2 separate regions of the Homo sapiens genome follow, and region 1 is linked to region 2. Evidence: chromatin contacts called from ENCODE POLR2A ChIA-PET data. All regions are on one chromosome and are shown on one strand. The core of a region is the stretch at or near the end of the contact, and the rest is flanking DNA. Distances in the headings are between cores, read along the strand shown. Region 1 overlaps VSTM2L (V-set and transmembrane domain containing 2 like). Region 2 overlaps RBL1 (RB transcriptional corepressor like 1).

The links. ChIA-PET counts read pairs that join two places held with the same protein, here RNA polymerase II (POLR2A).
Region 1: POLR2A ChIA-PET joins it to region 2 with 11 read pairs in activated CD8-positive, alpha-beta memory T cell. The contact joins two enhancer-like sites. POLR2A ChIA-PET finds 5 or more read pairs at or near these places in 2 of 52 experiments (GM10248 and activated CD8-positive, alpha-beta memory T cell).

The regions. Positions count from the first base shown.
Region 1 is chr20:37,912,126-37,916,690 of GRCh38, forward strand. All of the region lies in intron 1 of VSTM2L (V-set and transmembrane domain containing 2 like), which reads left to right. It overlaps LOC124904896 (a long non-coding RNA gene), which reads right to left. Exons shown (of 3, transcript XR_007067576.1): 1 at 3,498-4,565. Among named protein-coding and RNA genes, the nearest start is that of VSTM2L, 11 kb to the left of the region's middle. RefSeq lists enhancers at 2,088-2,935, 2,936-3,783. Within about 2 kb of position 2,912, at least 4 of the 41 ENCODE cell types and tissues checked have a DNase peak (open chromatin) inside an H3K27ac peak, as active enhancers do.
Region 2 is chr20:37,004,376-37,008,453 of GRCh38, forward strand. RBL1 (RB transcriptional corepressor like 1) reads right to left here. Exons shown (of 22, transcript NM_002895.5): 20 at 3,036-3,184. Among named protein-coding and RNA genes, the nearest start is that of SAMHD1, 55 kb to the left of the region's middle. Within about 2 kb of position 1,321, at least 4 of the 41 ENCODE cell types and tissues checked have a DNase peak (open chromatin) inside an H3K27ac peak, as active enhancers do.

The DNA of each region.
Region 1 (4,565 bases), core at 1,662-4,161, 910 kb after region 2:
GCGTGGTGCGACTTGCCTGAGGACACACAGATGCTGAACAGCAAAGCCGGGCTTGAGCCCAGCTTGTGGGACGACAGAGCCAGAGTTCGTAGCCTGCGCATCTGTCTGCTCCTGGCTGCCAAGCTGTGTGTGTGGGCAGGTGCTTTGTTCTGGAGCAGCGCTCCTGGCTTGGTCAGATTCTCACAGGGGTCAGTGATGCCAAAATGCTGAGAATGCCCTGTTCTGGCTACAAGCACATGGCTCCAAAAGTCTAGGCTCTGCGTCTGGGTCCAGCACTGTTAGTGGGAAGCAGTGGGGCTCTGGGGGCATGTGTGAGACCCTGTGTGTTCCTGCCTGGGGGTTCTGGTGGATGGAGCGGTGTTTCTGTCTGACTGTGTGGGTGCGGGCTGTGTCTGGGGGGTGACTGTGTGTGGTTGAAGGGGCAGTGCAGGCTGAGAGGGAGCCTGGGGGCAGGTCAGGGCTGGGCTGGTGCCCTCTGCCCTGTGCCTGTTTGCCTCAATACCAGCCTTCCCTGCCACCTGCACACTGGTGCCCTTGGAGGTGAGGCTATGGGAGCATCTGGAAGGTTAGAGCAGGAGTCAGAGCCGGGAGAGGGGGCCTTTCTCCAGCAAGCTACCAGCGAGCAGGGCAGCAGTGCCCACCCGTACCTGGGAAGTGCCCTCCACCGGCCCCTTACTCTCTGGATCTCTCTCTCTCCCTGCCCTACTGCTCTCTGGGTCTCTCTCTTTCTCTCTCCCCCTCTCTCTCTGGGTCTCTCTGATCTTTATCTCTTTTCCTCTCTATCTCTGTCTTTCGATCTCTTTCCTCTTTCTTTGCTCCTTTGTGTCTGTTGGATCCATCTTCCCCTCTCTTCTCACCGCCCCCACCCATTCCTTCCTTTCTCTCGGGTATGCACACAGCTCTCTTCGATGACATCTCAGGATTACACATACATATATTCCGTATATCATGGTGACACCCACACAGAGCAGGCACTCAGTAAATGTCAGGTGAATGAATGAGTGAGTGACCAAATGGCAAAGCTGGAGGGGACACTGACGCTTGTCTACACTGGTGGTTACTAATTTTTTTGGAAGTCACACTCCTCTTAAGAAGCTTATGGAAACTATGGATTGTTTCCTCAAAAAAATGCCACAGAGTTTTGCCCACAAGCTTCAAAGGGTTTTTTGAGGCCCCCAAAGCCTGTCTCTGGCCCCAGGCAGAAGTAGCCTTTGTTTCACGGGTGAGGAAACTGAGGCCCAGAGAGCAGTCAGGGCTGGCCTTGGGACATGGGACAAGTCTGTGGCAGGGACAGGCTTGGATCCTGGAGTCCTTTCTCTCTCCCTGCAGCCCTCTCATGCGAGCTGGGTGGGAACGAACTTCATTCACTTTTCCTAAGTCCTTGGTAAGCATACTCAGAGAGCTGGGGTCAGGAAGAGATAATGGGGGACTCTTCAGGATCCCAGGGAACAGTGCATAGGCAGGTGGGCCAAGAGAGGGAGGTCTCTAGAGGGAGCTCACTGTGTCCTAGAGCAGTCAGGGGAGACTTCCTGGGGGAGGCAGGTTCCTTCTGGGCCTGTATCCAGGGACTGCTGGGGCTGAGAGGGGACTCCAGAGGCCAGAGTGGAGCTGCGCCTGGCTGCCTGGGTCTGGCAGAGGCCTCGTGGAGAACCATGTGCATGTATTTAGAAAAGCAGGCTGCAGCTGGAACCTCCAAGAATCGGCTCTGGAGTTTGGTCTTACCCCTGGAGAAGGGGGCAGCCCTGGAAGCCTTCTGAGTGGGGAGGGCGCACGGCCAGGTTGGCGTCGGAGTGGGTTGGCCGTGGTGAGTGGAGATGGGGAGCTGAAGCAGGACTTGGGGCTGGATGCGGGCGTGCACGGACAGGAGAGGCTGCTCCCGGGAAGGCGCTGAGTTTGGTGTGAGCCTTGCTGAGTTTGTGGTTCATGGGATGCTGGGGCTGGCCGGTATCCAGGGAGGGTGGGAACGTGGGATCAGAAAAAGAGGGAATTGTGTGTGTGTGTGCGCGCACGAATGTGTGTGTGCGTGTGTGTATGTGTGTGGTGTGTGTGCATATGTGTGTATGTGTGGTGTGTGCATGTATGTGTGTGTATATTGTGTGGTGTGCATGTATATGTCTATGTGTGTGTATATCTGTGTATGTGTGGTGTCTGTGTGTATATGTGTGGGTGTGTGGGTGTGTGCATCTGTGTGTATGTGTGTGGGGTATGGGTGTATGTGTGCATGTGTGTGGGGTGTTTATATATGTGTGTGGGTGTATGTGTGGGTGTGTGTATGTATGTGTGGGTATGTCTGTATATGTGTGTATTGTGTGTATGTGTATGTGTGTGTGTATTGTGTGTATGTGTGTATTTTGTGTGTGTGTATTGTGTGTATGCGTGTGTGTTGTGTGTGTGTGTACACTGGCCTCCTTTCTAGTCCTTGCACACACCAAGTTCCTTCCAGACCTTTTCTCTCCCTGGCTGTTCCCTCTGCCCCTCGTGCTCTCTTCCCGTCTCCCGGCTCCTGGCTCCCCTGTGCTCCACGGACCCCTTAGAGAAGCCAGAAGCACATGACCTGTCAGAGCCGCATCGCACGGCCCGCAGCAGGCATCGGGCTCCCATTCAACACGCCCACCTTGCAGAGGGGAAAACTGAGGCTTAGAGAGGCGTGGTGAGCTGGGGCCCCACACCTAGTTCAAAGCAAGGGTGCAGAGCCCAACCCTATGTTCCCCCAGCCCGGCATTTTAAGGGTGTCTCTTGGGATGGGGGTGGGGTCTTGACTGACCCCTCCTTCCTCAGAGCCCCCAGGCTGGGGCCCGAGGTGGGGAAGGCGGAGAGCTGACGGCGGGGTGTCTGTTTTGCTTTGTGAGGTTTTAAAAAAATCATTTCCGGCGTTGAAGGCGGCGGCAATTAGGGCCTGCTCGCTGGGGAGCTGTTTGCCGCCTGTCGTCGGTCCGGGAAAGGGTCCCTAATGGAGGCCCGGCGGCCAGAGCGCAGGATAGTGGAAATAGTGCTCAAAACAAAGCTTCACTAATGGTCTCCCGGCAGGCAGCGGAGGAGAGGGAGGGGCGGTCGGACAGCGGCTGAGGGCCCCTGGGACAGGGCCCAGATCCACCAGCTCCTCTCTCCATGGCCCTCAGACACCCTCCAGCTAGTGCGGGAAGCCCCGGGCCCCACCCGCGCTGCTGCCTTCTTGCTCTGTGCTCTTGGCCTGTGAAATTCCCTCCCAGGCTCTGGGAACACTAAGCGCCAAGGTCCTGGGGTGGGGCCCAACCCCTTCAGCCATGAATTCTCTGGTTCTAGAATAGCCCTAGGGTTTAATAAGTCCAAGGGGCCCGGAGCCTTGAAGAAGGAGGAGCTTCTTCAAGTAGAGCCAGGCTACGTGAGGAGGTGACAGGAGAGCAGCCTGATCCTGTCCGGGAGCCCACTGTGTGCCTGCGTGATGTCACTGCAGCACCGCTCACAGCACCCATTTTACAGATGAGGAAACCGGGCTAGAAGCTCAGAGATTCACCTACCTTGAGGAGGTGCAGTTGGGTTGAAATCCAGGTCAGCCTGACTCCGGAGCCCACATATTTACTGTTGCTTCCTTGAATTTCGCAGACACGATTGGGCAGGGGTGGCAGGGGCTGGGGCTGGGGCATGTACTAGGTCCTGGGTGGGGGGTCAGGTTTGACCGAGGCCAGGTTCTGGTCAGGGTGGGGCCACCACCACCCTACCCACTGGGCACCCTCAGAGCCTCTGTTCTGGAACATCCCAAGTGCCTGCCTCCATCTGTCCCTGTCCGTTGGTCTCTGCCTCCCCTTTTGCCCCGTCCTTCATGTCCCTGGCCCTCCTGCCTCCACCCTCAGCGCCCCTTACAGCCCTCACTGTTCTTTCTCCTCAGTGGCTCTGAGGCTGCTCCTTTCTGGCGTGCTGGAGCAAATCCATCCCTGTGATTGATGCAGCCTCCTTTGCTTCCCCCACTTCTTCCCTCTTAGCCCCTCCCGGCAGCAGAGGATGGCTATGCGCCTCGGCTTTGGGATCTGACACTAAGGCTCAAATCCTGCCCCGCTCCAGCCTCTCTGAGCCTCGTTATGCATCCGTGCAATGGGCTCACCCCACTAGCTTTGCAGGATGTACTGGGGAGAATGAAAATAAATGGTATCGGTAGAGACGTCGGGACGCCTGTGTGCCTGCTCCCGGCTCCTGGCTCCCTGCCCCCGCCCCTGCCCTATCTCTGGCTCCCTGAACACTCCCGCGCTTGCCTCCCTCCCTCCCACCTGCTCTCACTCCTTGTGGCCCAGACATGTGGGAAGAGGAGGCGGGAATTCCACTGGGGAAACCTGCTCAACTCCCACAATCCTGCAAGTGCCAGAATATTTTAGTTCTCCTTAAATCTCCCTAGATTTGTAATTCTACTGCTGTCTACCTCAATATGTGCTGGTGGCCTTGGGAGGCGCCCTGCTTCCAGCTTGCCGGCTCCAGCACTTCCTGCTCAGCTATGTCGGGGTGTCTGGCAGGGAACCTGGGCAAGTCCCCACCCACTCCGTGCCTCAGTTTCCCCATCTGTAAGAAGAGGACAATGATAGTGGCCACTTCCCAGG
Region 2 (4,078 bases), core at 71-2,570:
CCGGCCTATTTTCCTGGATCTTTCAGGAAGTCCTATAACTAGTATTAAGAATTCTGGCCAGGCACAGTGGCTCACACCTGTAATGCCAGCACTTTGGGAGGCTGAGATGGGCGGATCACCTGAGGTCAGGAGTTTGAGACCAGCCTGGCCAACATGGTGAAACTCCGTCTCCACTAAAAATGCAAAAATTAGCTGGGCGTGGTGGCATATGCCTGTAATCCGAGCTATTTGGGAGGCTGAGGCACTAGAATTGCTTGAACCCAGGAGGCAGAGGTGTTGCAGTGAGCCCAGATTGTGCCACTGCACTCCATCCTGGGTGACAGACCAAGACTCTGCCTCAAAAAAAAAAAAAAAAAAAAAAGAATTCTGGGGCCGGGTGCAGTGGCTCACTCCTATAATCCCAGCACTTTGGGAGGCCAAGGTGCTCGGATCACTTGAGGCCAGGAATTGGAGACCAGCCTGGCCAACATGGTGAAACCCCACTTCAGCCTCCTGAGTAGCTCCTAAAAATATAAAAATTAGCCAGGTGTGGTGGCGTGCGCCTATAGTCCCTGCCACTCGGGAGGCTGAGCATGACAGTTGTTTGAACCCGGGGACAGAGGCTGCAGTGAGCTGCGATTATGTCACTGCACTCCTCCTGGGGTGACAGAGTGAGACTCTGTCTCAAAAGAAAAAAAAAATTCTGGACAAGACACCAGGAGTTAAGCCACGAGCATGAGAACCTCATATTCATGCTTAAAAAGTAAGGACAGGCTGGGCGCGGTGGCTCATGCCTGTAATCCCAACACTTTGGGAGGCTGAGGCGGGTGGATCATGAGGTCAGGAGTTCAAGACCAGCCTGGCCAAGATGGTGAAACTCTGTCTCTACTAAAAATACGAAAATCAGCTGGGCGTGGTGACAGGCGCCTGTAATGCCAGCTACTCAGGAGGCTGAGTTACAGAATTGCCTGAACCCAGGAGGCAGAGGTTGCAGTGAGCTGAGATTGTGCCACTTGCACTCCAGCCTGGGCAACAGAGCGAGACTCCTTCTCAAAAAAAAAAAAAAAAAGTAGGGACAAAGAGTAACCAATCTTCTAACACTTGCTGTAACAAGCTCTCTCTACACACATACCTGCTCACAACCAAAGCAGTAGCAGAGAGAATAAAAGAGGCAGAGAATTCTATTAGCCAGCAGGATGATTCCAACGTGGAAAAAATCTGTTAATGAAATGGGAAAGACTTCATATGGAAATGGAAAAGATTTATAAATAAGTTGGATGAGCAAGGATTTCATTTTTAATATCCTGTATAATGGAAATAAATTAAGATGGTAGAGATATTCCGAGTATAGCACATGACAGAGGGGAAGTGAAACTGAAGCAGGATGAACAGTTATGACCTCTGAGGATAGTCATAGACCATATTCCATGAAAAGAGGAAGAACAGAAATCTACAGAGGCACATAGATACATAGAAACAGCTATTGGCTGTCCGGCTGCAGCTTCTGCTAGGGCCTTCTTTTCTTTTTTTTTTTTCTTTCTTTTTTTTTTTTTTTTTTTGAGGCAGGGTCTTGCTCTGTTGCCCAGACTGGAGTGTGGTGGTGCGATTGTGGCTCATTGCAGCCTTGACCTCCTGGGCCCAAGCGATCCACCTACCTTAGCTTGCTGAGTAGTTGGGACTAAAGGTGTGTACCAGCCACTACACGGCTAGTTTTTAGTTTTTTTTTTTAAGAGACAGGGTCTTCCTGTGTTTCTAGGCTGGTCTCAAATTTCTGGGCTCAAGCAATCCTCCAGGCTTAGCTTCCCAAAGTGCTGGGATTACAGGCATGAGCCACAGCACCTGACCTCCTTTTGTTTTTTTTTTGAGACAGAGTTTCCCTCTTGTCACCCAGGCTGGAGTGCAGTGGCGCGATCTCTGCTCACTGCAACCTCCGCTTTCTGGGTTCAAGTGATTCTCCTGCCTCAGCCTCCCGAGTAGCTGGGATTACAGGTGCCTGCCACCACGCCCAGCTAATTTTTGGTAGAGATGGGATTTCACCATGTTGGCCAGGCTGGTCTCAAACTCCTGACCTCTGGTGATCCGCCCGCCTAGGCCTCCCAAAGTGCTGAGATTACAGGCATGAGCCACCACACCTGGCCCCTTTTGTCTTTGACTTGAGAAAAACATTAATCTCACAATATAACAACAGAAAAATTTACCAAATTTGCTGGGTGCAGTGGCTCATGCCTGTAATCCCAGCACTCTGGGAGGCCGAGGTGGGCGGATCACAAGGTCAGGAGTTCAAGACCAGCCTGGCCAACATGGTGAAACCCTGTCTCTACTAAAGATACAAAAAATTAGCCAGGTGTGGTGACACACTCCTGTAATCCTAGCTACTAGGGAGGCTGAGGCAGGAGAATCACTTGAGCCCGGGAGGCAGAGGTTGCAGTTGAGCTGAGATCGCACCACTGCACGCCAGCCTGGGTGACAGGGTGAGACTGTCTCAAAAAAAAAAAAAAAAAGAAAACAAAAAAAACAAATTAGTTGTTTTAATATTCATGTTCCCATCAAGTTCTTACCCATATGTATACGGAATTTCTAGCAACATAATCATGGTATAGATAAAATTCATGCCAGGCGTGGTGGTTCACACCTGTGATCCCATCACTTTAGGAGGCTGAGGTGGGTAGATTGCTTGAGTCCAGGAGTTCAAGACCAGCCTGGCCAACATGGTGAAACCCCGTATCTACTAAAAATACAAAAAAATTAGCTAGGCGTGGGGGCATGTGGCTGTCGTACCAGCTATTTGGGAGGCTGGGGTGGGAGGATCGCTTGAGGCCTGGAAGCAAGGGTTGCAGTGAGCCCAGATCTCGCCACTGCACTCTAGCCTGGGCAACAGATCCCATGATTTCCTCTGGTCTCTGTTGTACCATAGCCTTAATCACTGATTAAGTTACTGGACATGCTCTGATTAATTGCTAGTAATTTTACTTGGACATATTTATCTAGCAAAATAAACTTATAGTAATCCAACTATGACAGCAAATAATAATAAAGTAGTAAAACATAGAACATACCATATGGTCCTGATTCGCCAAGTCGTATTTCAGTGCAAATGACTTCACTCTTCCTACATATATTGTATTGTAAAATTTTATAAGATCACCTCTTTCCTCTTTCACTGGTCCACTGGAACAGTCAGGTGTTTTTGTAGCATCTTCTAAGTCTGTTAAAAAGAATGCAATGTTGTGATACAAAGCATACTTTTTATTTTTTTGAGACAGGGTCTCACTTTGTCACCCAGGGTGGAGTGCAGTGGTGCAATCTTGGCTCACTGCAGCCCTGACCTCCTGGATTCAAGTGATCCTCCCATCTCAGCCTCCTGAGTAGCTGGGACCACAGGCACGTGCCACCATGCCTGGCTATTTTTTATTTTTAGTAGAGACGGGGTTTTGCCATGTTGCCCAGGATGGTTTCCAACTCCTGGGCTCAAGTGATCCACCAGCCTCAGCCTCTCAAAGTGCTGGGATTACAGGCATGAGCCACCATGCCCAGCCACAAAGCATACTTTAATATACAAGTTGGTGATTTAAATGACCTTTCTACAATATTAAAAAAAACCCACAAATCTTTATGTAGAGAAATTAATATTTTCAGAGAAGGTTCAGCAATCCATCTGTATTACTTATAAGTCAAATTGGAATCTAGAGAAATGCAAACATATGAACTGAAGGTGGTGCTCTTTTCTCTAGATTCCACTTCAGAATGTTTTCACAACCATAGCTGTTGAGCTCACTGTCACTAGTGGCTCTTAGAGGGGTAACAGCCCTGGGCTGGTGTTTAGCTAAGTTCTACAGTATGGGAGGCAGTGGCAAACCTCAGCTTCAGACAACTAAAAGGCCTGCAGATATTCTTCTTGTGTCTTTGAGAAAGGTGGAAAGATTCTAAAAGGTAAAGCATATCCTGAGAGGTTAAGGAAGAAGCAAAATGAATTACATTTATTTCTCTGCAAATACATGGCAGGTGACAGGTGTTCTAAGAGCCTTATTGTACCACATACAACAGGAACCCTGATCAGGAACCAGTGTTCAGGTTTTACTGAGCACCCTCAATTGTAAAA